Linked DNA regions of Homo sapiens: region 2 is linked to region 1. Evidence: chromatin loops called from intact Hi-C (ENCODE). Cell type or tissue: chondrocyte. All regions are shown on one strand. Links, peaks and the distances in the headings refer to the core of each region. The heading gives the core; the rest is flanking DNA.

The links. Hi-C counts contacts between places; a loop is a spot of excess contacts. Peaks named below come from ENCODE experiments on the same cell type or tissue, not always from the same donor. Only the 100,000 strongest peaks of a DNase experiment are listed, where the experiment ranks them.
Region 2: a loop joins it to region 1, with 2.3 times the contacts of the local background. A loop is called at or near these places in 3 of 110 quality-filtered maps.

What each region holds. Positions count from the first base shown.
Region 1 is chr7:155,443,841-155,459,136 of GRCh38, forward strand. It overlaps EN2 (engrailed homeobox 2), which reads left to right and starts at 14,289. Exons shown (of 2, transcript NM_001427.4): 1 at 14,289-15,222. The coding sequence starts at 14,538. It overlaps EN2-DT (EN2 divergent transcript), which reads right to left and starts at 13,278. Exons shown (of 3, transcript NR_186580.1): 1 at 13,150-13,278; 2 at 7,327-7,482. RefSeq lists enhancers at 9,976-10,501, 10,502-11,027, 12,951-13,942. In chondrocyte, for the core only: no CTCF peak of the experiment used is centred there; no DNase peak of the experiment used is centred there.
Region 2 is chr7:155,755,778-155,771,073 of GRCh38, forward strand. RBM33 (RNA binding motif protein 33) reads left to right here. Exons shown (of 18, transcript NM_053043.3): 15 at 8,035-8,241; 16 at 10,690-10,878. Among named protein-coding and RNA genes, the nearest start is that of SHH, 49 kb to the right of the region's middle. RefSeq lists enhancers at 1-317, 2,638-2,932, 8,122-8,281 and a silencer at 12,645-12,838. In chondrocyte, for the core only: a CTCF peak has its summit at 8,263; no DNase peak of the experiment used is centred there.

The sequences.
Region 1 (15,296 bases), core at 12,422-14,921:
AATCTACATTTATGTTAATTAAAATTAAAAATTCCACTCTTCAGCCACACTGGGTACATCTTACGTGCTCAGCACACCTATGGCTGGGGGCCATGCAGTCCCCAATCCCTCCCAAGTGTTCACAGAGGGATGGATGGGTACGGAAAATGTGGTGTGCAAGTGTTGCCTACATACACACAGTGGAATAGTAGCCTTAGAAAGGAAGGAAAGCCCGACACAGGCCACAGCGCAGCTGAACCTTGAGCATATTATGCTGAGTGAAACAAGCCAGACACAAAAAGACAAATACTATAATACAAGATGCCACTCGCATGAGGCTCCTAGAATCATCAAATTCATAGAAGCAGAAAGTAGAAGGTGGTTGTTTTCTAAATAATATTCACCCTCCAGATATCAAATTTGCCAAGACACAAAATTTCTGTTTGAATCTTAGATATAATCATTTTCAATGTAGGAGAAGCCCTGGTAGAACTTGGGTCCTCATAAGTGATACTGGAAAAACGAAAGTCCAAAAGCTGGAAAGTCCCTTGGGAGTTCAGGAATCCAAAGTGGTCCTTCAGCAATAGGGAAGTGGAGATAGCTAATGGGTACAAAAAAGTCATTAGAAAGAATGAATAAGATCTACTATTTGATAGCACAAAGGAGTGACTATAGTCAATAATAATTTCATTGTACATTTAAGAATAACTAAAAGGGTATAATTGGATTGTTGGTAACACAGAGGGTAAATGCTTGAAGGAATAGATACTCTTATCTTCCATGATGTAATTACTGCACATGTTCCTGAATCAAAACGTCTCACACCCCACAAATATATACACCTACTATGTACCCATAAATATTAAAAACTAAATTAAAAAAGAAGTGTATCCCAGGGAGGTCAGGTAAGCTGAGAGGCACCAATAGGTGCTATAGCCCTAGAGAGACAAGGCCCAGAGTCCAGAATGATCAGAGAGATTATGCTGGAATATCAGAGGACCACGCAGAGTGGCCCTGCATGGCCACAGTTCAGAGTGTGTGGAGGACACAAGGCTGGAGAAGGGGAAAGGAATCCCAGGGCCGGGCAGGAAAGGCCTTGGAAGCCTTCGTGTTAGGAGGGCCATGTGGTTGAGGTCACGGGGCGGGGAGGGGAGGGGAGATGACAGAGTGGAAGCTCAACAGGCCCTGGGTGCTCCATTCCCAGCTCCTTCACCCGCCAGGAGACCTTGGCCGTCTGTTCCCCGAGGTACCCTTGTGGAGTGGAGATCAGGAGATAGGCCCACAACCCCTGGTCTACAACTCCAAAATCCAAATGCTTTCAAAATGGGAGGGTGTCTTCCTAACTCCTTGGACAGCAGAACCTGACTTGAACAGACATAGGCTCCTTGTGGCTGTTACCTGCTGGTTCAGCTTTTCCTGTATTTACCACAGAACTATGACTGTGTTAGATAGGGCCCTGCTCACACCCCACGGGGTTAGGTGGCACATGATATGTGCACCACCTGACCTGTCCAAAATCAAAGAAATTCTGAAACGTGTCTGTGGCCCAGAGCTTTAGATGAGAAACTGTGGACATCTAGGATCCACCATACGTGATTGTGTAGGAAAAGTCATTCATTCATTTATGAAATCTCATTTAGTGCAGATCCTGGGGTTCCCTAAGACAACCTCCAAACTTTTTTTTACAGTTACACTGTGAGTCATTATGTAGCTTTGTTGCATGTAGACATCAGCATTGATGTGCAAAAAAAAAAAAAAAAAGTGAGTCTAGCTCCACATGGATGAAGGCCGTTAAACCACTGAGTCCAACTCCACATGGATGAAGGCCGTTAAACCAGTGAGTCCAGCTCCACATGGATGAAGTCCATTAAACCAGTGAGTCCAGCTCCACATGGATGAAGGCCGTTGAACCAGTGAGTCCAGCTCCACAGGGATGAAGGCCGTTAAACCAGTGAGCCCAGCTCCACGTGGATGAAGGCCGTTGAACCAGTGAGCCCAGCTCCACAGGGATGAAGGCCGTTAAACCAGTGAGCCCAGCTCCACATGGATGAAGGCCGTTAAACCAGTGAGTCCAGCTCCACATGGATGAAGGCCGTTAAACCAGTGAGTCCAGCTCCACATGGATGAAGGCCATTAAAGGTTGTTATTGGCCATTGGTAGCAGACATTGTGCTCTTCACAGCCACACACTCACAGGTTTTTTTTTTTTTTTCAAATGCAGGTTTTACTTAAGAATGTTCTTGAAGAAACAGTGAAAAAAAAATAGTTTTATTAAAGCTCAGCTCTGGAGCACATGTCTTTTCAATATTCTGGGTGAAGAAAGGGGGAGCTGTCATACAGAAGAACAGCGGCCATCGAGGAAAAGGACGGGCGGGCTACAGCCATGAGCTGACTGAGCCCGCTTTTTCATGGAGCCTCATTTTACATGGAACGGCACCCAACAGACAAATCATGGTTATTGAGACTTAGGTCTTTGACAGACACCTTTGCAAAAATAAATGAAACTACCCTGTCGTGTTGAGGAAAGTAGTATTTACCACTAAAGGTAAAATGTGAGTTTTTAAGTGAAAATTAAAATTCTTGAAAACTTGTATCCAACATCATGAGTCAGACAACCTCCCAAATTTAAAGAGTTTTCCAATAAGATTAGTGGTGATATTAACAAATGTGATTTTGTGATACTGTTTAAGGAAATAGTTCGACATTTGGAAGACCTGCATAACTCAGTGAACCAATATTTTCCAAATGACCAATATACAGTGGCATGAAATATTTTGCAGGCTGAGGCAGGTGGGTTACTTGAGGTCAGGAGTTTGAAACCAGCCTGGCCAACATGGTGAAACCCCATCTCTACTAAAAATACAAAAAATTAACTGGGTGTGGTGGCATGCACCTGTAATCCCAGCTTCTGGGGAGGCTGAGGCAGGAGAATCACTTGAACCCAGGAAGCAAGGTTGCAGTGAGCAGAGATTGTATCACTGCACTCTAGCCTGGGTGACAGAGAGAGACTCTGTCAAAAAGAAAGGGAAGGGAAGGGAAGGGGAAGGGGAAGGAAAAGGGGAAGGAGGGAGGGAGGGAGGGAGGGAGGGAGGGAGGGAGGGAGGGAGGAGGAAGGAAGGAAGGAAGGAAATATTTTGTGGGCAAAAGAGCCATTCAAAGTGCAAGACAGATAAATGGATTTTAATGTAATAGAGTATGAAATGTTCATTGACATGGTTTCAGATTCCACATTGCAACCAACCTTTAAGAAACCACCATTTGTTGAATTTGGGGGTAATATCAAGGAAAAATGTTCACAATTATCTGCCAAGGCTAATAAAATACTCCTCCAGTTTTCAACTGCATATCTGTGACAGGTTGCATTTTCTTCATATACTTGAACCAAAATAATGGATTGCACAAACAAAAATGAGAATCCAACTATCTTCTATTAAGCCAGATATTAAAGAGGGGTGCAAACATGTACACCACTCTCCAGACTAATTTTTTTTTGTTTGGGGGAATAGAATAAGTGTTCATTAAAATATGTTAAGTAAACATGAAGTGGGTTTTTATTGTCATTGTAAATGAATCAATTAATCAATATATTTAAAACATTACCATTTCATCATACTGCGCAAATCACCGGATAGACATCTAAATCTATCCGTTGCTATATACAAAAGCTCTTTGGGGGGCTCAGTAAATTTCTAAGAGCATAAAGCAGTCCTGTGACCAAAAAGTCTGGGAGCACTGGCTTCATGTTACTGTGTGCCAGTCCCTTTAGCAGGACTGGGGGTACAGCCAGGAAGACGAGGCCCTGCCCTCTGGAAGGTATGTTCTAGATGAGAGACCAATAATAAACGCACCAACACCTTTACAACTGCAAGTAGCCATAAGTGCTGTGGGGAACACACCTGGATTAGGGAGTCATTTTAGATCATGTGACCCTTCTCTGGGGAACAGTCTGTGCCCAAAGATATGGAGAAAGAATGTACCAGATGAACAAAGAGTCAGGACCAAAGGAAAAGAGCTCCCCTGAGGTGGCCATGGCTTGGAGGCTCAAGAACTGGCAAAACTAGACTTAGAACCTCAGGTGAGGGAGGTGGCTGGTGGATTTCATTGTGCCTTGAAGGACATTGTAAGGATGTGTCTAATTCTCATGCACATGGAAACCACTGGTTTTGACCAAGGGTAGGTCTGAGCTGAAGCTTACTCTGTTGTAGGGAGAGCGGTGGACCACAGGGCACATGTGTGAGGTGGAGAGCTGGTTAGGAGGCCATGCAACCCTGCAGGTGGAGGGGGAAAGGGCTTGGGGGCTGGTGGAGGACGCAGGAGTATGGGGGAGCTGTGGAAAAGACGTGGAGGCAGAGCCAGCAGGCCTTGCTAAGGGACAGGAGGTGGCTCTAGAGAGAAAATGAGGGATCAGGGATGTCTCCTGGGGGGTGGCCAGCTGGGTGACTGGGAGAAACTGGGAAGGCGCAGATCAGGGCAGCAGGGGTAGCGGGATCGGGGGTGCTCTGAAGTGAACACGTGAAATTGAAGGTGCTCGTCAGCCTTCCAGTGGAGGCATCCAGGAGGCAGCTGGAACTGGAAGGAAATGGTGACAGTCGTCAGCACCGTAGAGGTGGCGGTGGTGGTGGTTACAGCTGGACCCCTCTGGGCTGGTGGGAAGTGTGGAGGTGAAGGAGCAGGGAGCAGGGGGAGGTGGAGAAGGAAACCTCAGGCTTACATTTTCACCCTATTCTTGGCTGCCATATTTTCAGGAAGTCCCTCTTGAGGCTGGGACAGAGGGTGGGGACAGTTCAGTCTCCCTGAGAGAGTTTATTCTCGGAGGCCTGCGGTGGGAGCCAGGGCGCGGCGGAGAGGGTTTCCCACCTCTTCCCCAGCAAGCGGGAGGGAGGCGCCGGGCTGAGGCTGCGCTGAGCTCGAGCTCGCCGCCCGGGTGGACCCGCCCTGTTCAAGCGCGGAGGGGCGGAGGCCTGGTTGGGTTGTAGCGTGGTGCGGAGCAGGACGCCGCCTCGTGCCATGGTCACTGGAGACGCACGCCCATCTTCCCTCCCGGGCCCGTCGATCCTGCCATCTTCCGCTCCCGGCCGCTCGTGGGTGTTCGTCATTTAGACCTTCCCCGTGCTTCATGGGACGCAAGCCCTCCCCCAGAGTTCGGTTTTGCAAAAGAGGTCTGGAGCCCTCGCTACAGATCCCCTCCCTGGGCCACGGAGGATGAGAAGGGTCACCGAGCCGAGCCGTAATCCTGCGTAACCCCTGACCTCTCTCCTTCCCTGCCCCCACGGCACCCCATCGTCCCCTCCCCGTCTCCGAGGTCCTCCAGAAAACAGCGCAGAATTGTGCAGATGTTTAGGAGATGTGAAGATGCTGGAGATGCTTAGGAGGCGACGGTTACGCGAGGAGAATTGCTTCCAGGTGCGCTTCTGGAACGCACGGAGATCCCCCGGCGGGGAAGGGGCCGGGGCTCGCGTCACTTAGTGTCTGCTCACCGATTTCCCTCTGAAGAGGGGGCCCAGGGCCTCTGCTGAGGGAGCGGGGAGGCGGTGCGGGCCCCTCCCGGGCACACATGGGTGTCCGCTCCTTCCTCCCCCTCCCCTCCCCTCGCACGGAGAGCGGAGAGCGGAGAGCGGAGAGCGACAGGGAGGCAGCCGAAGACTTGAATTTTGAAAGGGGAGCTGGCGGCGAATGGTGAATGAGACAGCTACTTAGGAAGCGAGTCCAGCCAGCCCGGGAGGCGGTGGAGACCCACGCCCGGAAGTAACCGGATTAGGTCTCAGAATGTGATCGCCCCCCGGGTCCCGGGGGAGACGCCAAGGACGCGCAAGCGGAGGGCGCGGAGACAACTGGGAGTCAGAGTCTCCATCACTTGGGCTGGGAACGCCTCTGGGCGTTCCGACGGGGTGGCGGTGGGGGTCGGGGGAGGCCCTTGAGAACCGTGCGGCCCGGGGAGAGCCCACCCATTGCTGAGCCCCGACACAGGCTTTGAAGTTGCTGCAGTGGCTCAGCCCCTCCCCCGTCCGGCCCTGCGCAGCGCGGTGCCGCAGAGTCCAGGCCGTGCCTCCGTTTCGTCGCTCAGAGCTTATTGCGGCGGCTCATTGGACCACGTCGGTGGGGCGATCGCAGCCTCTGATCTGTGAGCTGCAAAGAGCTCCGAGGTTCATTCACAAATCTGCGCCCCCAGCCGTCCCTCCACGCACCCGAGCCACGTCCCGGGACCCGGAGAGCCCGGGGCGTTGGGCGCTGCGGAGGAGGCCCGGCTTCTGTCGCTCCCTTCACCTCCCAGCCCGCGAGGGACTTGGGGGAAGGGGGAGCAAGCTTTCGCTCCGGAAGAAACGTTCGGAACCAAGGAGTCTGACTCCTGGATCCGGGTGCCTGTTGGATCCAGGCTCCCACTCCCGGGCCCTCCGGTCGAACCAAGGGTCCCGACAGGGCCCGAGGCACCCGCATTCCTAGGAGACAGGAGCTCGGCCAGGGCGCATCACCGGGTCCTGCTCCGAGCCAGAGGATGTAGTGTAGACACCCACCCCCACACCGCCCCTCCACAGAGCTCCTCTCCCCTTGGGGCGTCGCTGGGCACAGGGCAGGTCGCTAGGAATCCCCAGTAAAACCACGCTCGCTCAGAGGTTCGCGGCTTCCTCAGAGGGCGCTGGGGAAAGAGAGGGGACCTGATTTCTTCGACCCTCGGAGGAAAAGTGCTCGGGGCCTCCTAGGGACACAGCCCTGGAAGCTCACCTCATCTTAGCTTAGGCCGCGGCGAGGTGGGGAGGAGAGTTAGGAGAGGGGGAGAGGGGCTCTGCGCCCTGCAGAGGCCTTTAATTCTGGAGGAAAAAGACTGGGACACACCCAAGCGAGCCAAGGCCCGAGCCCCACGCACCTCCACCCACCCGGGGCGGCGCACAGCCAGCTCCTGCCGGGCGTGAGCACTCGATCAAGGGAGCAAGTGGAATGAAAATCCAGCTGGGGGGGTCCCCATCGACACAACTGTCCCGCAGTCGAGCTTCTGGATTCCTGGGAGATGTGGAGAGCCTGGGGCCGGCTCCCGCTCCGCAGAGCAGACTGGACTGCCCTAGGTGCCTGGAATGCGCCTGCACCCTGTCCCTCGGACCCGCGGGAGACCCGTGTTCCGCAAGTCCCCCTTCTCACCCTAGTCTGCCCCTACCTACATCCCGCCGGCGAGTGTGCCACCGCGAGGCGCCTCCTTCCCCGGGAAGGGAGCTCCCTTCCGCGCAGACCCGCATTGCCCTTCTTTTCGCTCGGTTTTGTTTTCCAGGGGTAGTTTCTGCAGAAAGGAGATTCTCCTCCGGGCCGAAGGGCTACCAGCCTGCAGTCAGTTCAGCCCCGGACCCTGGGAGATGCTCACCACTCTGCGGATCTTGATCCGAAATCCTTTCTGGCCGCCCACTGCGGAGAGTGTCCTCGTAGAGAGGTTTTCAATCGAAGGAGCCTGGGCTCCACATTTTGTCTTCAAGCCTGAGCTTTCAGGGCTGCTTTGCACGAGGTGCAGATGAACTTGTGTCTGCAAACAAGACAGAAAACCCTAAGTGCCGCCCGACCTTCCTCTTTTGGGGAACCCGCACTTTGTCCTGGGAGCGTGCCCAGCGCCTTAGTACCAAACTTTCTGGCCGGGGCTGGCAGAGCTCAGAGTCCCGCTTCCCCCTAGGCGCGGCCCCCTAACATCTGTAACCCAAATGTTGCGCCGCGGCCAAAATTAGCCCTGGCAGTGCGAACAGAGAACTAAAAGCAGGCAGTGAATGAGAACAGCTCGCATTTCTCCTTCCTGGTAGACGGGGAGGTGTAAATCCCGAGGAATTCTAGGGCATTCGCTCCAAACGTGGGAAATCTTCGCGCGTATCCCGTTTCTTCCTCCCAGCCTGTGTTAATGCTCCAAATGGTGTCGAGTTGCTCAACTTTGCCGTCATCACAGAGGCTGTTGTGTCTTAGGGGATTAACTGATGTGAGACACACAAAACCCTGCAACTCCATAACATAAACTATAGCACAGCCTTTCTGGAGAGGGCTGGAATATTTGAGTGAGTTTCCGAGAGGAAAAGAGGAGTTTTTTAGAGGAGAAACAGAGCACTTCTATAATGTGCCCTAACTGAGAAATCTTGTTCTACTGAGCTTTTCTTTAAGTGGAACCAGAAGTGCTGGGATGAGAGGGAAAGGATGGGAGTGCGTCCAAAGGTGGACAGCAGGTCCCCATCCCTGGTGGGAGTGAGACTGGACGGCATCCCCCGGAAAGGTGGTTTGGGCCTTGGACAAGGCTAGAGGCAGGAGTCCATGATGCAGAGATGACACAGTGCCCCTCCGCGTGTGAGTCCACGAAGGTCACTACTGAGGCTTTGTGCTTGTAAAAGGTCGCCACGCTTCACACAAGCTTCTATACTCAACACAGGGATTGATTGGGTACAGGGATCCCCCCATACCATACATGTAAGCATGTATGTCAATTAAAGATGCTCGTGCTAAAGAAACGGCCAACTTTGTTGAACTCAGAGGAACTGATCAATCATTTAACTAAGTAGAGGAAATGTTTGAATTTAATTCGCAATTTAGTTGCCTTTTTATATAAAACTATATATCTTTATTTATATTTGATGAATGAAAAAAGAAATCAGTTCATGACTTTAACTTAAACATATGTTTTTAAAAATATATTTCCCCCAGCTTAGCCAGTATATAAACTAATTGAGTTCTCCTGGTTAAGCATGATTCAGTTGTGATATTTAAGAGCGGGAGTGGTTGTTTAGATATTTTCTTCCTCACGTGAAACCTAGACTAATGAGTTATCATCTAACAAGCTGTAGGTAGTTTGGCTGGGCTGGATCCAGATGGTTTGAGTTAAATCTAGATTGTACTTGCCTAAAATTCTGTAAACCTCTAGCTACGCAAATCCTATTTCCAAAAATGCTGGGAAGTCACTGTATAAGAGTTTAAGCTACACTAGCCTCTCTGTGATTACTTGTAGCCTTTGGGGAAAGAATAGAAGAAAAGAAAATGTCAGCCTCTGTGAGGTGGGGCTGGTGTTTCAGGGGTTCCTTTTGAACATCTTGTTTTCTTTCCAAAGGTCAAAAGGAAGGCAGTGGATACATACTAGAATTTCTTCCATCTGTGAATGGTCGCAAGGCTGGAGAAGGTGGCTAGTGTACTTCAAGGCTCATTATCCTTTTCTGTGTTTTCCTTCCTGTTTTGGTAGGCTTAGCCAGCTCAAGCCTTGGGTGCCATTCTTCAAATTCCTTTGCCAAACTAATTTTACTTATTTGACTGGATTATTTGAGAGGTGCCACTTTCTTCTGGGTTGCTGTGATTTTGAGGGGGCATTTTCATAAGAGTCCAGGCATTAGGTGGTGAAACAGTCTGTGCTCCCAAACCTGCCCCTCCCAGGGCTCCCGGGAGACTCCAGAGTGCAGGTCTGTCTGGGGAGTCTCAGGGGTGGGCCTTGAGTGGAAGTGGGCCCACCTTCCACAGGAGTCCAAATTTTATAGGAATAAGAACAGCAGTAAAACAGGACAAGAGAGCAGGCAGGGAGCTGCCAAGGAAAGGCGATTCTTGGGAAGGCAGGTCACCCAGAATAAGGCTCCCCTGGCGCTGGAGAGCCGGAAGGGGGAGCGGGCACAGAGGACCTGGTTTAGGTGTGGGGGTTACTAGCACAAGTAGAGCCATCCTTCAGATTCTCCTTCAGAAGCAGCTGCTTTCCAGAGAAACCAGGTGAGGGACAGTTTCTGCATCTTTACACGCCAGCTCTGGAGATCTGCCCACCTGCCCCCAGCCGCCCCCCTCCCCGGGCGAGCCTGGGCTAAGTATCAAGTCAGGACAGAAGGGCGGTCCCCAGTCGGCTCCTGGCCCACTCTGCTTCCCCAACACCTAGGGAGCTTGGGCTCAGCACAGGCGCTTCTCCAGCGATCGGGGCAGAACCAGGACGTGCAATGCGACTGCCCCCCCCTCCCCGCTCCCCGGCAGAGCTTCTGTCCGCGCCAACCCACCCACCAGGCTCTGCCCGCGCCACGCGCGCCCCTGGCAGGCCTGGGGCGGGGAAAGGCGAAGCGCTGGGCACGCGAGGGCCTGTGCACCCCAGTTCCTACGACGCTCCTGGCCCTTTTCAGGCCCGCCGCTGCCGCATTTAACCCCCTCCTTCCGGGGGTTATTCTGAAGAAGTCTCAGACCCTAGACCCAGCCTCCCAGACCCCGTCCCCGAGCTCGCCCGGTGGGCCTGTAGGCCGGTCCTCCTTCGCCCAGAGGAGAGCGCAGACACGCAATGTCCGCCCGTTGGCCCCGCCCGCCCCACCCCTGCTCCCCGCGCCCCTTCGTTTCGGCCTTTGTCTACAGGCCGGGTCGGAACGTCAGCCCCAGGAGCCGACGGTGGCTCTCTGCTCGCCCCGGGGAAGGTGTTGCTCTCCTATCGGCCCCAATTCCCCGCCCGGCGCCTGGGGCTTGGCTGCGGGGCTCGGCTCCCAGCCGAGGGCGCAGGGCTGGCCAGGCCTGCTTTGGCTGAGGTGGAGATCTCGCTCTCAGGGATTGTTGGGCGTCTCTGCCCCGCGAGTAACGAGACCGCCGCGAGCGAACGGCTTTCATTGAGTCCATTTTTCCAAGTGTCACCACGTCAAGCTAGAGAAGCGAGGCGAGTGGAGGGGACGCAGAGGGGCCGGAAAAGTCACCCTTCTCTGGCCTCGTTTTCAGATAAAAACGGGAGCCTGGCTCGGCATCCGGGCGCCCGGTGTCTCCGGGGCGCTTCACTGAGGTTTTGTTTGCAAAACTAGCGTCCGTGTCCTGAAGCGCACGGCGTCTGGAAGCTGCTTTCCTGCTCGCCCTCTCCGAGGCCCCTCTTTGTGCAGCGAGCCTGAGAAATATGGAGGACCGTCCTCCGCAAGCGGGTGGTCGCGGGCGCTCTCCGATTCCTGGGTGAAGCTAGAGGGAAAACGGGGTTCCCGGGTCAGTGCCCCACTTTCCATCCCGGGAGAAACTAATGTCCGGAGAGGGCTCGTCTGATCCGCACAGAAAGGCCGACCTTGAGGGCGGCGGTCGTTCGGGGGAGAAAGCGGAGGCTCTGGGCTCGCGGGAGCGCGGCAGCCGGGGCTGGCATCGCAGAGGAGAGACACGCCACTGCCCCGCATCCCCAGAAAGCGCGAGGCGCCGTCCCAGCTGGGGCAGGCGGCCGAGGCCGGTCCTCATGCGCGCTTCTCGAAGCTTCCTGAAACACCTTGCGGAGTTCCGTGTGTATAGAACTCAGCACCGCCCAGCCCCTGGGCAGCTCAACTTTCTGCAGCCCCATCCCAGCTTCCCCGGCCCTTTGAACGGTGACCCCTCTTACCGCTTTCCCAGAGTTGTTTCGTGTTTGGGTCCACTCTGGGGGGCCCGGTACCCTCTAGTTATCTCTCTCTTCATTTATTTCTCTTTCTCCTATTCCTCCCTCCACCTCTCACCTTCCTCCTTTCCAGGAGAGCGACCCACGAATTCCTCTTCCTCCAGCCAACCCCAGGGCCCAGCCCGCAGACCCTGCGAGGGCAGGTCTCTGCCCACCGGCCCGCCAGGCGCCCTGGAGGTGACGCTCTGCTTCCCAGAGTCTCTGTTGCAGCCACGAATTGGGGTCTGGGTCGCAGGAAAGCACAGGGCTGAAGCCCAGCGTCTTGGGGCCATTTATACTGAGGCAGTCAGAGGCAAAGAGTCCCAAGAATTCAGAAAATACTTCTCAGGAAGCCGCCTAATTGGCTTTCATGGGACAGGTGGAGCCATTAACCTGGGATGGTTTTGCAGGAACCAAAGAGCTCAGGGCCCCTCCTCCCCCCAATATCATGTTCAGGAGACCCAGAGTCGTTGGACCCTCCCTTTCCTGACTGGTGATCATCAGAGTTTCCAGAGTTGCAGAAAATTCTCCCCCCAAAAAACCAAGTAAGCGTCAATAAGACTTCCCACAAACTCTCACCAGCCCTATTTTCCCGGGGGGCAGGTAGACTGTGGGGTTTGATTTTTTGAGACTCGGGGAGGACCCCTGGCAGATGTGTGCCTAGCCAGAACATTTGGTAAGGACTCCTCCAATGAAGAAAAAGTGGAGGAATCCAGCCCCAGCGAGAAGAGGCTTCCCCACCCTGCCCTAGACACACCGGACAGAGGGCACACTCTGACCAGAGCCACGTCCAGTGGCCAGGAGGCCAGCCCAGCACCTCCTCCCCCACCATTCCCGTCCTGGGTGGGGGGGTAATTTTCCTGGGAGCAGCTGTGGGAACTGTCGTTTCTCATCCCAGCCCAGCCAGCACTCTGAAGCCTGCAGGGGAAGGACAGCACGTGGGATGGACACTGGGGAAGGAGCTTCGCAAGGCCAGGGTGCAACCTTCAGGCCCCAGGTGGCCTGGCAGGCCACGCTGCCTCGGAGATGCTTGCCAGACTCCCCAAGTTCACTCAGGGCCTGGCAGCAACCTGCTGGCTGCCTCTGCGGGGGTCTGGGTTGCTGAGCACGGTGCAGCTGCCCAGGGCCAATCAGCCCTAGGGTGTCCGTGCCAGGCTGCGGCCTCCCCGCCTCCCCCGCACTGAGGGTACTCATGGCGTGCAAATGCTCCCGCACCCCCAGAGCTGCCCTATCGGATGTTTCCAGGAATTCACACATTTCCATAAAAATGCATTTTAAATGATGGACAGGCGAGCCTGGGGTAACAACGGGTGTTTGGTGGGTAGACAAGAGCAAATGGGAAGGAGCCCGAGGGAGGAGGGGGAAGAGAAGAGGAAACAGAACTTCCAGTTGGACATTCTGACAACAGCTGGAAGGAAAGTCTAGAAAAGATGAAGAGAGAGGAGGGGAGAAACCAACTGGGGCTCCCACCCTTGCCGTTGGATTCCTAATTCTCGTTTCAAATGGGCCCTGCTCTCCGGCAAAATTAGTTTAAAGGATTTTAAAACAAAGAAAACGAGATGACCGGTCTGGGAGCTCCTCAATCAGAGTAGAGAAGTTAGAGGGGGGCGGGCGACTTGGTTTTGAAGTCTTAGCTGAACAGTCACCCCTCCTCTCCTTGGCAAAAAGGATTCCTTTAGAACCTCCGAGGCTCCTGGATTTCTCCCTTCGCAAATGGAGCCGCATACTGCATTCCCCCGCTCTTTCGGATCGCTAAGCATGTTTCATGAGGGTCGCTGTCCCCGGGTGGAATGCGGCCGTATGCACGCGCCTCCCTGCACACGCACACACACGCACACTTACAATAAGTGTCTGCAGGAGGAGTGTCCTGCGCGCCAGCTCTGCGTTTAAGACAGGAAGCTGCCGGGTTACCGAGTCAAATGGGAGTGACACTATTCCTCTCCATCAGCAAGGAAAGCGGACCACAAAAGTCCCTTTGTATCTCGGCAGCTCATTTAATATTATTTATGCATTTTGTGCAAGGAATTGTGGGATTTCGCCCCACGGTAAACAATATGGAAATCTTAAAAATAGCGATCTTCCTGTGCGTGTCCACCTACGCGCCCCGGGGTGACCTGGCGGGGCTGTCGCCGGGTGACTCACACCCCTGAACCGCGAAGCGACAGGGAAAGCGCGGGCGAGCGCAGGAGACGCGGTCGGGGGTCTCTCCGGGTTCCTGGGCTCCCGCACCCGGAGCGGGGGACGCGGCCGCTTTAAGGGGAGGAGGGGCGGCGGGCTGCTCCTGTCACCCAGCGGCGGCCGGAGCGTCACGTGGGCGCGCGGCGCCGCGGCCATTGGCCCGAGGCACGTGTCCAGGAGACCGGCCTGCGACGTCACTCGAGGGGGCTCTGTTAAAAATAAGAACAAAAATCCAGAGTGAAAGTGTCTCAGGTTGCGCCGAGTGGCCTGGAAATTTCCGAGCCCGCGCGGAGGCCGAGGCGGCGAGGGCGGCGGACGGCCGGGGAGCGCGGGCGGCCCAGCCCGGCCCGGCCGGGCCCTGGCCTCGCGTCTCTCACCCATGCGACTCGGGCCGCGGAGCTCTGCGGGGCTCGGCGGGGGCGCGGCCGCACGCCGGTGGGGCGCCCCGGCCCGCAGCGGGGCGGCGGCCGCGAGGAGGGGGCCTCCATGTGCGTGCGGGCGGTGGCGGGCGCGCTGACCGCGGGCGCCCGGCACCCTCGAGGGCCGGCTAGGGCGTGCGGGCGGGGACGGCCGGGCGGCGGCGGCGGCCGGAGCCGGCCCGGGCGGGCGTGAGCGCCGGGGAACGCGCTGCCTGCATGCGCGCAGCTCTCGCCCCGGGCGGCCCAGGCGGCGGCGCCGGAGCCCGAGGCGGCCGGACGCGGAGAGGAGCGGGGAGCCCGGGAGGCGGCCCGCGTCCCCGCCGGACCACTGCGACTGTCTAGACCCCGGCTGCGCGGCGAAGTCGAGGACTTGGCTCTGTTGAATCTCTCATCGTCTGGGCGAGCGGGGCGGCTCGTGGTGTTTCTAACCCAGTTCGTGGATTCAAAGGTGGCTCCGCGCCGAGCGCGGCCGGCGACTTGTAGGACCTCAGCCCTGGCCGCGGCCGCCGCGCACGCCCTCGGAAGACTCGGCGGGGTGGGGGCGCGGGGGTCTCCGTGTGCGCCGCGGGAGGGCCGAAGGCTGATTTGGAAGGGCGTCCCCGGAGAACCAGTGTGGGATTTACTGTGAACAGCATGGAGGAGAATGACCCCAAGCCTGGCGAAGCAGCGGCGGCGGTGGAGGGACAGCGGCAGCCGGAATCCAGCCCCGGCGGCGGCTCGGGCGGCGGCGGCGGTAGCAGCCCGGGCGAAGCGGACACCGGGCGCCGGCGGGCTCTGATGCTGCCCGCGGTCCTGCAGGCGCCCGGCAACCACCAGCACCCGCACCGCATCACCAACTTCTTCATCGACAACATCCTGCGGCCCGAGTTCGGCCGGCGAAAGGACGCGGGGACCTGCTGTGCGGGCGCGGGAGGAGGAAGGGGCGGCGGAGCCGGCGGCGAAGGCGGCGCGAGCGGTGCGGAGGGAGGCGGCGGCGCGGGCGGCTCGGAGCAGCTCTTGGGCTCGGGCTCCCGAGAGCCCCGGCAGAACCCGCCATGTGCGCCCGGCGCGGGCGGGCCGCTCCCAGCCGCCGGCAGCGACTCTCCGGGTGACGGGGAAGGCGGCTCCAAGACGCTCTCGCTGCACGGTGGCGCCAAGAAAGGCGGCGACCCCGGCGGCCCCCTGGACGGGTCGCTCAAGGCCCGCGGCTTGGGCGGCGGCGACCTGTCGGTGAGCTCGGACTCGGACAGCTCGCAAGCCGGCGCCAACCTGGGCGCGCAGCCCATGCTCTGGCCGGCGTGGGTCTACTGTACGCGCTACTCGGACCGGCCTTCTTCAGGTGAGCCCGCGGGGACCACGCGTCCCGGCTCGCCGCGGGGAGGCCCGCGGAGCTGGGGGGCGGTGCTGGCGCGG
Region 2 (15,296 bases), core at 7,232-9,731, 310 kb after region 1:
TGTTATAAATAAATTTGTCCTGCTAATGTTGGGGGCTACAGACCTCTTTTTTTTTGTAATGATTAAGCTGATAAAAAGTATTCCCTAAGCTTACTTAATTCAAATAGTGCCTTTTATAAATATACAAAAAAAACTAGTCTAAAAAGCGATTTTTATAGCATTAAAAGATAATCATTTGTGGGAAAAAAATGTTTCTGGTTTGACCAGAGATGACAAAACTTCTTTTCTCTCTCATGTGCTTTGGAGGAAGTAGAAGATATTTAAAATGCTGTCTGAACCTAGTGTTGTTTGAAGAGTTAAAAAGCGAACACCACCCTGGGAAAATTCAGTTTCAAAGCAAACATACTTTTTATGAATAGAATGTATAGTCTGTCACCCACATACAACACTTATATGTGGATGTTAAGATAACAGCCTTCTAAAATTCAATTTGAATCAACAGTATTTTAAAATTTACTTAACTAAGTACTAGTAATTTTAGGATCTCTTTCAATGCTGTAATTATATGCATAACTATAACCTTATAGAAGACTTATAAATAAATGGGTAGATTTAATTTGGCTTGGTTCTTATTCAAATCTTGTCTGTATGTGTGAGTATAGGTATAAAAATATGTAATCAATTTGTTTCTCAGATGTAATCAGTTGAAGAATTTGTTCCTGGATATTTGTACTACAACATACTAAAATCAAAAGTCAAAATCAGGAAGTTGTTTTGGTATATGCAGTAAAAGGGAATTGAAAGCGTTGTTTCCACATTGATCCTGCCATATAAATTGGGCCAAGTGTGAGTCTAGCGCGTTGCAGTTCACTCCTCTCGTGGTGCACTCTGCTTGCTATTTGTTCTGAGAGATGACATGAAATGGTAGCTGGGATCGTGATGTTTAATCTGAGCACGTTGGAAACCCAGGAGAGGCCGAATGTCACTGTGTGCCGCCCGTGAGTTGGAGTGAATGGTAAAACCCCAGGCGAAAGCACAAGTTGCAAAGTAGGCAGCAAAATTTGGGCAGAAACGTCACCAGCAGTTTCCAGATAGCCGGGTAGCTTGGTGGTGGGTAGCATCTGTGGTATCTGGGTAGTATCAAAACCCATATTTTCCTTTCCCCAGCATGGCTGTTGTAATACCTGATTTTGTGGCTAAAATAGGACTTGTCAGTTTACAAGTAATGATTAGGACCACCAAGCTGTATTAGATGCCATTCAGAGTAACGCTTGCCTACTTCTTGACAGAGATTGTAGTGTCAACCACAGTATGGGCTGAAGTGTACCTTGAAATAAACGTCTGTCCATTGGGAAAGGTGAAATGAAAATTTTCTCAAAAACAAAACCACTAATAAAGTAAAATTTGAATGTGATCAACAGAATCCAAAGGGACAAGTTGAATCGAAGAGTCAATGGGAGAATTTGACCCATGGGTAGAAGTTGTTCACCTGATCCAAACTACGCTCCTGGCCACAACCTAGGAATGTGTATGCTAGTTCACATTCTAGTGTGAACTGGAGTAAAACCCGGGAACTTGAAACTGTTCTGTAGAATTAGCTTTTCCTCATGCTAAGTCAAAAGGGAATAATTGTTCTTTTAATTAGAAAAAAAAATTCATTTTTTTCTTACAAAATGAAACAACCTTTTACTTATGTTCAAGCCTTCATTGCTTAGCATGATCTTCAGAAAAATTCAGAAGCACAGCATTATAGTAGCCCTTCATTTAAAGTGATTTAATTGTTGATCCCGTTTGTTTCAACTCTGTCTGAAAATAGTTTCAAAATATGTTAGTGTAAACTCCTCCCCTGGTTTTGGAGCCACAAAGATGTTCCAGCGCTTATTGTGTGACTGAAGTTTGTTTAATGGGCACAATGAGGATACTACTACTTACCTCTTAGGGAGGTGTATTAGGCAGTTCTTGCACTGCTATAAAGAAATACCTGAGACTGGATAATTTATGAAGAGAAGAGGTTTAATTGGCCCAGGGTTCTGCAGGCTTTACAGGAAGCATGGTGCCGGCATCTACTTGGCTTCTAGGGAGGCCTCAGGAAGCTTCCAATCATGGTGGAATGCAGAGTGGGGAGCAGGCGCATTTCATGGCAAAAGCAGGAGCATGGTGGTGTGGGGTGGGGGGCGGGGCATGTGCCATGCACTCTGAATGGCCAGATCTTTTGTGAACTCAGAGCTTGCTTATCACCAAGGGGATGGCCTAAGCCATTCACAGTCATCCGCCCCATGATCCAAACACCTCCCACTAAGCCCCACCTCCAGCACTGGGGATACATTTCAACAGAAGATTTGGGGAGGGACAAAATACCAAAACTCCATCAGGAGGACTGAAGGAAAACAATGTCTGTACGGACCCTAGTACCTTTCTTGTCCTGTTGTAGACATTCAACAGATATGAGCTATGGATTATTTCACTGCCAGTACTAAGTGAATATATTGAATAATACCAAAACTCTTGATGATTAAGATCCCAGGAGTGCCTTGAAAATTTCCATTATAAAGTTTTATGATATCATTTGTTGCTATATAACAGGGTCCCCAACCTTACTGGCACCAGGGACTGGTTTCTTGGAAGACAGTTTTTCCGTGGACTGGGGTTGGCGGTGGGGAATGGTTTCAGGATGAAATTGTTGCACCTCAGATCATCAGACATTAGAGTCTTATAAGGAGCTGGCAACCTAGATCCCTCGCGTGGGCAGTTCACAGTAGGATTCATGCTCCCGTGAGAATGCCGCTGCTGATCCGACAGGAGGCGGAGCTTAGGCAGTAATGCTTGCCTGCCTGCTGCTCACCTCCTGCGGTGCATGCAGCTCAGTTCCTAACAGGCCACAGACTGGTAGTGAGGGTTGGGGACCCCTGCTGTATAAGGTACAAAAACTTGTCTTGGATATAAGCAGCTCCAGAGCTTACCCAGGCAGGGCTTCTTTCTGCTGAGCAGGTTTGTAGGAAGAGTCTTTCCTTGAAAGTTGGGTAGTCGGCATCACAAGACTCTGAAGCACCCCACTTTCTGTGTCTTCTGGTGTCTGCCTGCCCTGAGGACACTGTGGTGCACATGCCTCCAGGAAGCAAGAGACCACCGAGAGCCAGACCCACTGGGAAGAAAAACCAAGTAGCTGCATCCCAACCTGCCACTGGGACCGAAGAGTCTGTCAGTCTGGGCCCAAGAGCTTCCCAAGCAGGGAGGGGTGCAGCGGCAGGCCCAGGAAGGCCCACCCGGCCCCACGGAATGAGCAGAGGTGGCACTAGGAGGTGAGGTCTCTGTCTGCAGGGACTGTCTCATCACAGGCCTTATTCCTGTCTTTTCAGGCCATTTCTTAGAAAGTCGTCAACGAGGTATGACACCATCACATCAGGACCCTTTCTTTATGTTACAAGATCTGCATAAGGAAATTTTAGTTTTTTTGAAACAGATGAGGAAGAGAAAGGCTTTTTGTAATACCTGTATTTCTGAACTTTAAATAGAGATCAAGCCTACTTAAAAAATAAACTTTCCTTCAATGGAAAATAAAAGTTTAGAAATTTATTTTTCAGAGTTCTTATCTGACGTTAATGTCACCAGACATAAATTTTCACCAGTCTCTTACCCAAAATAATGATGAAGAGAACTTTTTCTTATTCGGGGTATTTATTGACTCAATGTTTATGTTCTTTTTTTTTTTTTTTTTTTTGAGATGGAGTCTCGCTCTGTCTCCCAGGCTGGAGTGCAGTGGTGCGATCTCGGCTCACTGCAAGCTCCGCCTCCCGGGTTCACGCCATTCTCCTGCCTCAGCCTCCTGAGTAGCTGGGACTACAGGCGCCCGCCACCGCGCCCGGCTAATTTTTTTTGTATTTTTAGTAGAGACGGGGTTTCACCGTGTTAGCCAGGATGGTCTCGATCTCCTGACCTCGTGATCCACCCGCCTCGGCCTCCCAAAGCACAGTTTAAAAATTATCAAATTACTACAGTGTTATGTGTTTATCACCCAAGTACACATACACATTGTATACCTTACAACATGCAAATAATAACATCCTCCTTTTGGTGCCACCTATTGTTGTTAAAGTTTCCTCTCTAGACCATCTTGTTTCAAGCTTTGGATTGCCAGGGAAACCGGCCAGAGCATTCGTCTTGCTGTCCGTCATGTTCTGTGAACATCGTTCCCTCCAGGCCAAAGGTACTGTCGCCTCTCTTTCTGCCACGTGACACTTCATGTTGCTGGGCTGAAAGTTGGCCTTTTATTATCTTAGTGGTGTAGTAAATAGGTGTGTACTGATTGACAGTGGCTGTAACCTAGTATTCTGATGCTATAATCTCTCTTAGCACATTCAGAACTACTTAACTTTAAAAAGTACAGGCAACTATTTACTGATCTATTCACTAAATATTTCAGTGCCTTCTGTGTGCATGAGACATTTTGGTAAGCTGAACAAGAGATTCACTGGGGTCTAAACCACTGGCTTCTCTCAAGCACTTACAAGACAGCAAATGTTGTGGTCGGCATCCTTGGAGACCTAGTTGGTTAAGCTACCAGGGAGCTGATTTAGATTGCTTAAGTTCATACGATGGAAGTCCTTCTTAGAGAGCAAACCTTCCACAGTCCATGCATTTGCCCACGTTAGTGGAAAGGGTAGAAGTTGGAGAATCACAGTCAGTAAGACTGTTGGGTTGCTGAGTTGTGTGGAGAACTGAGTGGTCTGATGTCCCCTCCACCTAACATGGGCCCTCATGGGACCTGGAGGTTGGTGTGAAGTGTTCGCGCTTGTAAAGAGGAGGAATGTTTTCAGTGGCAGTACAGCTGAACACGTGCATAGTGAATTTATGAATCTCATACTAAGATTGTACTGTCAGGCAACAACATTGCAATAGGATTTTGGATAAATTAATGGTCACTGGTTCTCATGAAAGATGAGGGTATGTGGTATATATTTTTAAATTTTAAAACTTTTTAGTATAGAAAATTTCAAGCATGTATAAAACTAGAGAGAATTCACATAGTTTTTTAAGATACAGACTGAAAAATTGTGTACTCAGTATAGGCCCTCCCTGCCTGGTGGGATACCTACTCACACCTTGGGTAGAAGACCTTGTGGAGAAGATTTAAGAGGCACAAACTACCAGCCTGACTTTGGATTTTGCGAGCGGTCTGCCTTTTCACAGTGCTTCCATTTTCATGTGGGGGTTGGGGGTAGCCCCTGTAAGACAGGAGCGACTCCCAGTAAGATCGCACGTTTCAGGCGATGATAATTCAAATGGTAGAGTCATAGAGCGTTAGGTGGGAGAACCCATCTGGCTCAGTCACCCGCAGCCCTGGCTGGACGATAGCAGATATACACACGGTCCTTTCCTTTGTGTAGTGTGTTCCCTTGGTTAACCGGGGGGGTGTTAAACCAGCCCTGCGCTTCTGGGATGAATCTTACCTGGTCATGAGGTGTGATCCCTTTTCCGTGTTGCTAGATTTAGTCTGCTAATATTCTGTTGGGGATTTTTTTTCATGTATGTTTATGAGGAATATTCTTTTGCAGTTGTCTTCTCTTTTGATGCCTTTGGCCTTGTATTAGGGTAATACCAGGCCCAAAGAATGAGTGGGGAAGTGCTTCTGCCTTTTCTGTTTTCTGAAAGAGATTGCGTAAGCTTGGTAGTCTTTCTTCCTTAAATATTTGGTAAAACTTACTGGTGAAGCTATTTGGGTCTTTGTTTTTCTTTGTGAATGGTTTTTAATTCATTGTCTTTACTTCTTAGAGTTCTATTCGTATTTTCTCTTTCGGTCAGTTTTGGTACTTGTGTCTCGTTGAATTTGCTCATTTCATGTAAATTGTCTAGTGTGTTGATGTAAAGTTGCTTGTAATGTTTTTTAAATTTCTTAGGGTCCATTGCGGTGATCCCTCTTTGTTTCCTTATTTTGGTAATTCATCTTCTTTCCTTTTTTCTTGGTCAGTATCCTTAAAGGAGCATCAATTTTTTGCTGATCTCAAAATACCAACTTTTGGTTTCACAGATTGTCTTTTTTCTGTTTACCATGCCGTTGCTTTTCGCTGTCATCTTTATCATTTTCCTTCCTTCTACTTGGGTTTGATTTCCTTTTTTGAGGACGGGGGACTAGCTTCTTGAGGTAGAAACTCAAATGACTGATTTTAGATGTTTTTCCTTTTTGATGTCATTGCTTAAGTTGCAGCCCCTGAATTTTGATGTGTTGTATTTTTGTTTCCATTCAGTTTAAATATTTTTTGTTCAGTGTTTGTATTATTTTTATTTCTCAGCCTAGCTTCCTAGGGGTTGACCCGACTGCTGCGTAGCTTAGTGGCCAGCCAGCGCCTGGGATGAGCTTGTGCTCAGGTCTCTGGACCCTGCATGGCCCCCCATGGCCAGTTATCTGTGTGTGGGTTGGGGCTTCCCAGGCAGCCATGTGGGGAGAGCCCATCTAGGCCTTCTCTAGCACTTTCCGTTCTGGAATTTCCTCATTAGGTTTCTCAGATTTCTGGCTGGTGTGCTGCCTGTTCCAAACTGAACCATGACCAGAGGCCCACAGACCCATGGGCTTCCCTGTGCCTTTCCCTCTGAGGGTGCTGTATGGCCAGTGCTGCTGGGGAACTTCAGGCCTTACTGAGTTTCGGCTCTGTGCTGATGGAGCTGCCACACACTGCACTGTCCTCACAGCTCAGGAATAAGTGCTTCTCCATTCTTTTCATTTTCTTTGATTTCCAGAGTCCTCAAATGTTGTTTTGGAAAATTTTGTCCAGCTTACACTTGTTTTGGAGAGAGAAGATTTGCAGACATTTTCATGCCACGTATTCCTGTGTGACATTTTTCATCTCATCTTTTCTTGAGTCCCTGTTTCTTTGTACAGTCTTAGCAGAAACAAGCTACATCCATCTTGCCCCAATCCCATGTTCCTTCTTTTTGCAGAGCCCTTTGTTCCGTTTGGTCTCCACAAGATAACGTTTGGTAGGAAGAGCGGGACACAAGGATATGTGGGCTGCTTCTGAGCTGGTTGACCAGGTTGCCCCTGGAGACACTGGCACAGCTAAGCACCCTGTGGGGAGGGTTTACTATCCCGTGACTGACACTCCCTCCCTGTCGATGTTGAGAGTGGGCCTCGTGCTAATAAAAGCCTCCGTCTTCCTTTTCAAGTCCAAGCATCCATCCTGACATAATTCATCAGGGCGGTGTCTGCCGTCCTTGCTGTTCTTTCCCAGCCTTCAGCTGTTCTTTGGGAAAAAGACTACTCAGTACTGAAAGCAGCTGATAGGCACCACCCTAAGACATGTTTATGCTGCCTGGACGTATGAACAACATTGGTGGTGCAGTTCCAAGGTGTACGTGCCTCCTGATCGATGAACAGACTGTTAATAAAACACAAAAGATAAGATTCCTGATATTTCTAAGGTTCTTCGTAGAGTAAATGCGCTTCTTGGAAATCCACGTACTCTGTAGTTGCTAATGGCACTTGTAACTCAGCAGAAGGAAGGGAAGTTTCTAGCCAGTATTTTGTGATGCTCTTCGGCGCTTCAGAGCACTGCATTGGAGAGGTCAGAGTATTTGAAGTTCACGTATCCACAGGGGGTGGAAGGCGCCGTGATGGGTTTGGAAGACTTACAGTCGCAACCAGCAGGAGTTGGGCTCATTGCCTTCTTAGGGTAGGTTGGAATAGGAGTTAAGAGTTTAAAACCACTGCTCATGCAAACTGTACATTTTAACAAGAATGCTCTTGAAAGTGAATAATGCATGCTGAAAGTGAAAATGCGTGTTGGATATGAAGTATTTTGAAAATAACCAGTATTTCACGGAATTCGACAACATTTATTTTAATCGCAGATCTCTTATATGAATATAGTAATTAAAGGGCATCTTAGTGTTTGAAATTTCAAACATATTGTTAGAACCTGACCACTCTCCAATGAGAAATGTCCTTACTGGCTCTAGTGAAATGACAAGTTTCGAGTCACACTTGTTTGAAATGGTTTTGCTTTGTGGGTGAACACTGGCTGAGGTGGGCTTCCTAATGCTGGGGAGGAGCTTTTGGTGGAGCAGACACTGAACAACGTGCTGCCTTCTTGGTTTCAGCAGGGAGGAGAGAGCGATGGCTTTTTTCACCCAGAAGGCCAGCCCCAGCGGCTTCCCCAGCCTCCGGAAGTGGGACCACAGCCTGCCCGCAAGGTGACGCTGACCAGGGGGGGCCTCCAGCAGCCCCCACATCTGCCAGCGGGGCCCCACGCACACTCGCCTGTCCCTCCAGGGATCAAAAGCATCCAAGGAATTCACCCGGCGAAGAAGGTACTGCTTGTTGCCTCGCACGCAGCCCTGGAAACGCGAAGGCCGGTGTGAGGCAGTGTTCAGACGTGCTCTAATTTGTAGCGCATGGCACACAGTAGTACTCACATTCATAAGTGAACCATCATTTCCTTTGTTCTGGCTTTGAAAACGCGTTAACATTTTCACCAAAGCCTTTTCCTCTCCTGACTTATTTCACAGAGCAAACCCAGAAGAGCACCCGCAGCCAGCCAGGAGTGCGATTGCTTCCTGCCGCTCTGAACTGTCGACCCAGCAGCATCTGCTGTGCTCTCGGGACAGCGCCTGCTGCTGCGTGTCAGCATGCTTTCCTTCCTGTGTTCACTGACTCACCAGAAATTTTACAAATGTGAAATCAAGTGCATGCTCATGGCCCCAGTTGAGACAGGGGAAACTGAGGTCTTTAGAAATGAAGTAACTTGCTCTAGGCCACAGTTCCCAGCTGCTTAATCCTTCCCTTAACCCTGGGGATTGGAAGGAGCTTCTCTGAGCTCAGGCTGTGAGGCAGGAAGCAAGGGTGCTCCCCATCCCCCTTTCTGTTGGAGTGGCCGTCTGTGCACTGGGAGCACATCCTGTCACGTACGCAAGTGACAGAGCGCCCTTCCCCTCAGCTTCTAGTGAGGCATCTTTCTGGCTCCCCAGAGTCTTGAGAGTGAAGTGCCCTCTTGGTGCAGAAGCCAGTAGCACCTGTTGGGTGGAGCTATGCAGAGGGAGACCTGGGCGCAGCCCTGCTTTGCGCTCTGGAGAACGGCAAGTCTGCCCGCTCATTCTCCCTCGTCATCTCGTCACTTTAGAAGTAGTGTCACTATTAAGACTATTCTGGCTCCTTTTGAAGTACTTAAGTTACTTCGTCTTATCTCATAAACACTTCATGATATGAGAGCAAACAAAATTCCATTTTGTACTAGAAAACAGATGTGTAGACAGATTCAGTGATAACGCCAGTGTTAAAGTGATGGATTTCTTTAAAGATCGCTGTGGTCTGAATTTTCTTCCTTCAGGTGCCATCCCTGAATATATGATGAGAAAGGCCTTAGAAACACCCTCCATAACGCGCACACGCACAGCACACTTGAGTTTCTTCAACTTAAATGTAAATGCTCCTGTGACTGAGGGTCATGATGTTTCCTATCTTACTTAAGCAATTCTGAGCATCTTATAAGAAGATGCATTTAAAAAAACCTGGTGCCTGGTGTATATAAGTAGGCATTTGTTAGAGATATTATTGTTAATATCATAACTTACTCTAGTTAGAACAGAAGACTAGTTAGTTACTACTGATTTCCAGCCAGGGTAACTGTAACTTGCAACTTCTCATGTGCATTTTCCAGTGTGGTTTCTCTTGAAATAACCCCTTGCAACTGTTTTAAAACTTAATTCACAGGCATAGTTTTGCTGCCTTCTTCAGAGTACTAAGAAATGTGGAGGTTTTCTCTTCGTTTCCTTTTGTGTGCGTGCACACTCAAGTCCTGAGGTTCTATTCCAGTTTCCACCTAACTTTCTGCCTTTCTCTGTGATGGACTGGGAGGCCACTTTTGCATTCTGCCCGAACTCCCCAACAGGATTCGGGTAGGCCATCTGGAAACCTAGTGCCGTCCATCACCACCCTGCCTTCTGCGCTTCACCGCTGTCCTAGGCTACATTGGGCACATATGTTCTCTCTGACTTTCTAATCTGGAGAAAGTGTGGGAAAGTTCAGCAGTTTCCTCTTCTTTAAAAGTTCCTTGAGCAGTAGTTTTGAACCCTTGGCAGCTTTTAAAAATAATAATGCTTAGGCCCGCCTTAGACCAGCAGAATCATACTTGGGGAGTGCCTGGGTCCTCAGTCACAATTGTGTTTTGTTTCTTTTGAAAAGCTTGCAGACGATGGAAATGTGCAGCCACGGCTGAATTTCTGGTTGCAGAATCTGCCTGGGAGGGTTTCAGGGTAGCAAATGTAGTCTCTGCCAGCGGAGTCAGGTACATGATGCTGTGGCTTGTTGTGACTGTAAGGTGGACTTAGCACTGTGCACAGCAGGTCCTGCTTAAACCAGCCTATACTACACTAGGAGAAATGGGGGCTCTGGGACTCTCAGGACAGGATCCAAATTCTGAACTGTCATTTGCAGCAAGTTTCTCAGCCCTGACGGGTGCCTGATCTACACAGAATGATGATGACACAGAGTGCCCACCGAGCACAAGCGTGTGGCCCCTGGAGAGGTGCAGGCTTCGTCAGCTCCCTCCTCTTCCTCCGCCTACACTTAAACTTGCTGGATATAGTTGTCTCATTTAGCTATTAAAACATTCTCTGATAGTGGATAGAAAACTACAGAAAATCCTGTAGCTCATGGTATATTTTAATGGATTCTAAGTTATTTGTTCACTTTTATATCTTAGTGACTATCGAAGAAGCTCAGGCTTGAAACTCTGAATGTATTTCCTTTGTTGTCACCAGGCCATCATGCACGGACGAGGCAGAGGAGTGGCCGGTCCCATGGGCCGGGGGCGCCTGATGCCAAACAAGCAGAACCTGCGGGTGGTGGAGTGCAAGCCCCAGCCCTGCGTGGTGTCTGTGGAGGGGCTGTCCTCGTCCACCACGGATGCCCAGCTGAAGAGCCTGCTGATGTCAGTGGGACCCATTCAGGTAGCCGCCTGGGGGTGGCATCTGTGCCACGGGTAGTTGTGTCCCAAGACAAAATCATTTCTTGATTTAAAACACAGTGCCCTTTGTGTTGGCTACTTCATATTAAAATAATACTTGGGAAGTAAGACAAATAACCTGTTGTGCATACTTAGTATCAGAACATTTGCCTCAAACGTTTATTTTGAAATTTTCAGATTCTTAGTTATAAATTTTAAGAAATAAATACCCCAGCTGAACAGATTATCCTTTGAGATCCTTTTAATTGTCATAGAAGGTTCACACTTGCACACATACATACAAAATTTTTTGTTCTATCAAATGACTTGTTTTATTTGTAATAACATTACATTTTAAAGTATTTAGCCTTCTTTTCCTTGCTTTCCAGAAATAGCTTCATGTGCTAAATAGCTGTGACTTGGTTTAGATTTTACAAATATGACAGTATCTTGGATTGTATCTTCATCTCTTAATTTAAAGCTGGCTAACTCTAATGCTGAAACATGCCTGCTGAGCTGGCTGCAAATGAGATGCATGAAAAGGAACACAGTTCCAGGTCCACTGGAAACAGGGTTTTCCACGGAAACTCCTGGTCTCTGTAGGCTGACCCAGCGAAGAAGCTACCTGCTTGTTCAGTCCGATTTCTGGCCTCCCCGTCAGGTGCCACCTGTGGTGCCCATTGTTGCCATTGCCACGCACCGTGCGTCCCGTGGTGGGATCTGGTGTGTCTGGGGGCAGAGCACTTTGGAAATAAGACATTTTTGGATGCACAGAGTACATGTCAGAGTTCTGAGGAGTCCAAAGTGCTTTCTTTCAAGAATCTCTTACAGCCTCTAGCTTCATGGGTGGATTTGGAAACATGTTAACACTAGGGTTGATACGGGTAATTAATGTACATGTTTTAGATCTCCATCTGCTGTTGACAGTTCCTAAAAATGAATAGATGAAAACTCTTCCAGAAACATACATGTTACTTGGGTTTAATTGCTGCCATCTTCATTACTGGCTTCCTGGGGAGATAGGTTTCATTTTTATTGGTGTGTAGTAATGGAAAGTTAACCCAAAGCCTTGGCTTCTGTTTGTGATAGAGCGGGCTCCCTAGTGGTGCAGTTAGGAATACTTCATCAGCTATTAGAAGCGTACAGTGTATGTTTAAGGATATTTCAAAACAATTGATCATAATCTGGATTAATTTGCAGGAACACGGTAGACACTAGAGCATTTTAGATGGATTAAAATGTGGTTATCCTAATCTGAGATTCTCAAAATAAATGGTGATGGAGAATTCTGGTCCAGTAACTGTGTAGCAGTGAGTCCAGATGAAAAAACCCTGAGCCTAGTCTGTTGTGAGCCACAGATGGGTGCGCTTGGCGAGGCCTCACGTGTGTGGCCCAGTGTCCTGCTGGTCCTCCTGTCTTTGGGGCGATCTGCACTTCCCTGTGGGCAGAAGGGTTGCACTGTTGTTTTCATATGTCACCTGCTACTTTTGTGGACTTTGCTTCATCCTGTGTAGTCTTGATCATTTTCTTGAATATTTTTGAGTGTGATCGAGTTGTCAAGATCCATACCTGAACAGCAAGTACTGTTTGCTTCTCACAGCATTGAGTGAGGCTCAGAGCCTACATTGTGAGAATATGCTTGGAGTCATTGCCAAACCAGCTAATTTCTGTCTTGTCTTTTAAATTGAATTTTGCATTTTGTACCGTGGGTTTGTATAGACCTCTTAAATGGTCTCTTTTTCCTTCCATTTGCTTCCATTTCCTTCGAGTGCTGGGATTACAGGCGTGAGCCACAAATATTTTTTATCCTAAATGTTTTGGAATAGTGTCGAGTCTCTGTCTCTTTGGGATATGGCACCACCTAGTGTTCACTGGTGTAATGCCAGGTGGTGTCTACACCAGGAGGACCTATATTCATTCCTTTGGGCCTTTTAATTTTAGAAGATTCTAGTAACTGCATGTTATTTTTTGTTTTTGTTTTTGGAGACGGAGTCTCGCTCTGTCGCCCAGGCTGGAATGCAGTGGTGCGATCTGGGCTCACCGCAACCTCCGCCTCCCGGGTTCAAGCGATTCTCCTGCCTCAGCCTCGCGAGTAGCTGGGACTACAGACGCGTGCCACGCCTGGCTAATTTTTTGTATTTTTAGTAGAGACGAGGTTTCACTGTGTTAGCCAGGATGGTCTTGATCTCCTGACCTCGTGATCCGCCCGCCTCAGCCTCCCAAAGTGCTGGGATTACAGGTGTGAGCCACCGCACCCGGCTGTCACTGCATGTTAACTATACTTTTTAAACCCATGGAATTTGAGAACTTTTCTCAGTGTAGCAGTGATGTGGTAGCCAGTTTTGTTCTCAGATTAGTGTTTTACTTCCTTAAACTACATTAATAAGCCTCTCCAGAAAGTCCATTTCAAAGACATTTATCTATAGACTCAGTGAGGAAGAATGAGAAGATTTCGTAGAAATGTCATAACCAGAAGATGGTCTTCCAAAAAGTTTCGAACTGTAACCATGTTTCAGAAATTGTAACTTGACAAGAACTTGATTCTTCGAAGACTAGATATTTTTTTTTTCTGTCTACTCATAAACCACATAGGAACTCTTTCGTTCTTCCTGGGTGTCATCTGGAAGGAACTGAAAGAAGCAAGAAACCGTCATCTGTGTTTCTTGCGGGAAAGCACATTAAAGCAGCGGGAAGAAGGGGAGTGGGCGCACAGCCTCCCTGGCTGGGCCCTAGTGACCGACTTCTCCCGAGTCAGCTTTGCTCCCAAGGCCAGGGGGGCTGCCGTCCCCCAGAGGCTGCTGAGGAGAGCCCTCGGAGATGCAGTGCAGAAGCCTCTCCCTGACGCTGCTGATTTGGGGGTAGGCATGGAAATGTAGAGAGTACCGCTCAGAGAAGAATCTGCCCTTTGCAGAGCGGATCTCAGCCCACCATGGAGGCCCTGTGAACTCGGTGGAAGGTGGGATCATCTCGGCGTCTGACTGACTGATTCTGCTTCTGCTTCTAAGATAAAGTGGATCACCGAGAAGACAGCCCCTTTACGTCTGGTTCTGACTGCAGGAAGGCCTGGTTGGTGAAGTAGAAAATGTTGGAATCTTGAGTGAGCAGCTGAGTTGTTTTGAAGTTTGGACAATTGAGAAAGAAAACACTAAGCAGTGTCAGACACGGATTCCAGAAAAGCCCACGTCACAGGCTTAAAGAACAGATGTGTGTGGGCACATGATGGGAAGCCACAACGGAAAAGCTAGTTAACTGGAGGCTCTCCCACAGGGTTCTGAGAACACGGTTGTTAATCATTCCAAAAGGAGGAGGAGGATTGAAGAGACCTGTGTGAGAACACAGAGCTTGTCTGTGCTTTAGAGGAGAAGCATGCGTAAGACAGGGAAGATGGGACAACCAGGAGTGAAAAGGGAAAAGGAGAGGTCAGGAGACGTTTTAAAATTAAACCAGAGCAAAAGGAGCAACGCGCCCGGGATGTGCAGGAGAGCCCAAACGTTGAAATTCAGGGGAAGTGCCAGAATTGGTGTCCAGGAAGACCCAGCATGTTATGATAATAGATGAAAACTTGAAATGGGGCAGAAAACTCGGTGCGGGCTGGAGTTGCCCAGAGCACTGTTGTGAACCTTTCTTTACCACTCAGCCCACCGCTGGAATCGTGTGCAGGCTTCAGGCGCCCTATTTCCAACAGGAGGTTGGTCACACAATGACCTGTGTGTAGAGGGGAGCCCCATGGGCCAGTCCTGCACACCGTTCCATACAGAAATGCTTAGCAGGCTCACTGAGGCTCTGCAGGGGCTCTCGGCCCTTCCTGCCAGGGAGTGCCTCCCCCACCCGCTCTAGTGTCAGACTCTGCTCTAGGGTGGGGCTCAAGAATTTACATCTCTCATGATTTATAAATTGGGCCTATTTTAAGCAGTTTGACTTGTGTTTAAAAGCAGCTGATACCTTTTTTTTTTTTTTTTTTTCCTTTAAGTGATTCCTTAAGGTGCTAGAATTGTTGGCCAGAGGGAGAAAAAGAGCTTGGTGTTTAGGATTGCAGAATCAGTTGTAATCCTGTAACATTTTAGTTATCTTTATACATGCATGCACACACACAACCACAGCCATGCACAGACATGTACACACATGCACAGACTCTTCCTCAAAAGAGGAAGAACTTTTCATGGGGAAAAGAGGCGGGTTCTGAACAACATGGAAGCTTTTCGCTGCCAGGTGGCATGGTTGTTGATTCGATCTTACGGTTCTGGATGGGATTGCTGGGTACACATGTGTGAAGCTGCCAGCTGAAGTGTATTCTTTTAACTTGCATTTGCTACTTATTTAGTAGCCCAGTGAGATTTCCTCAGAAGTTGTCTGAAGATGTCTCTGAAAAATGAAAAGCCAATCAGGGTGAGAGCTGGTGTGCCAGGCTTTCCCCTCTCCCTG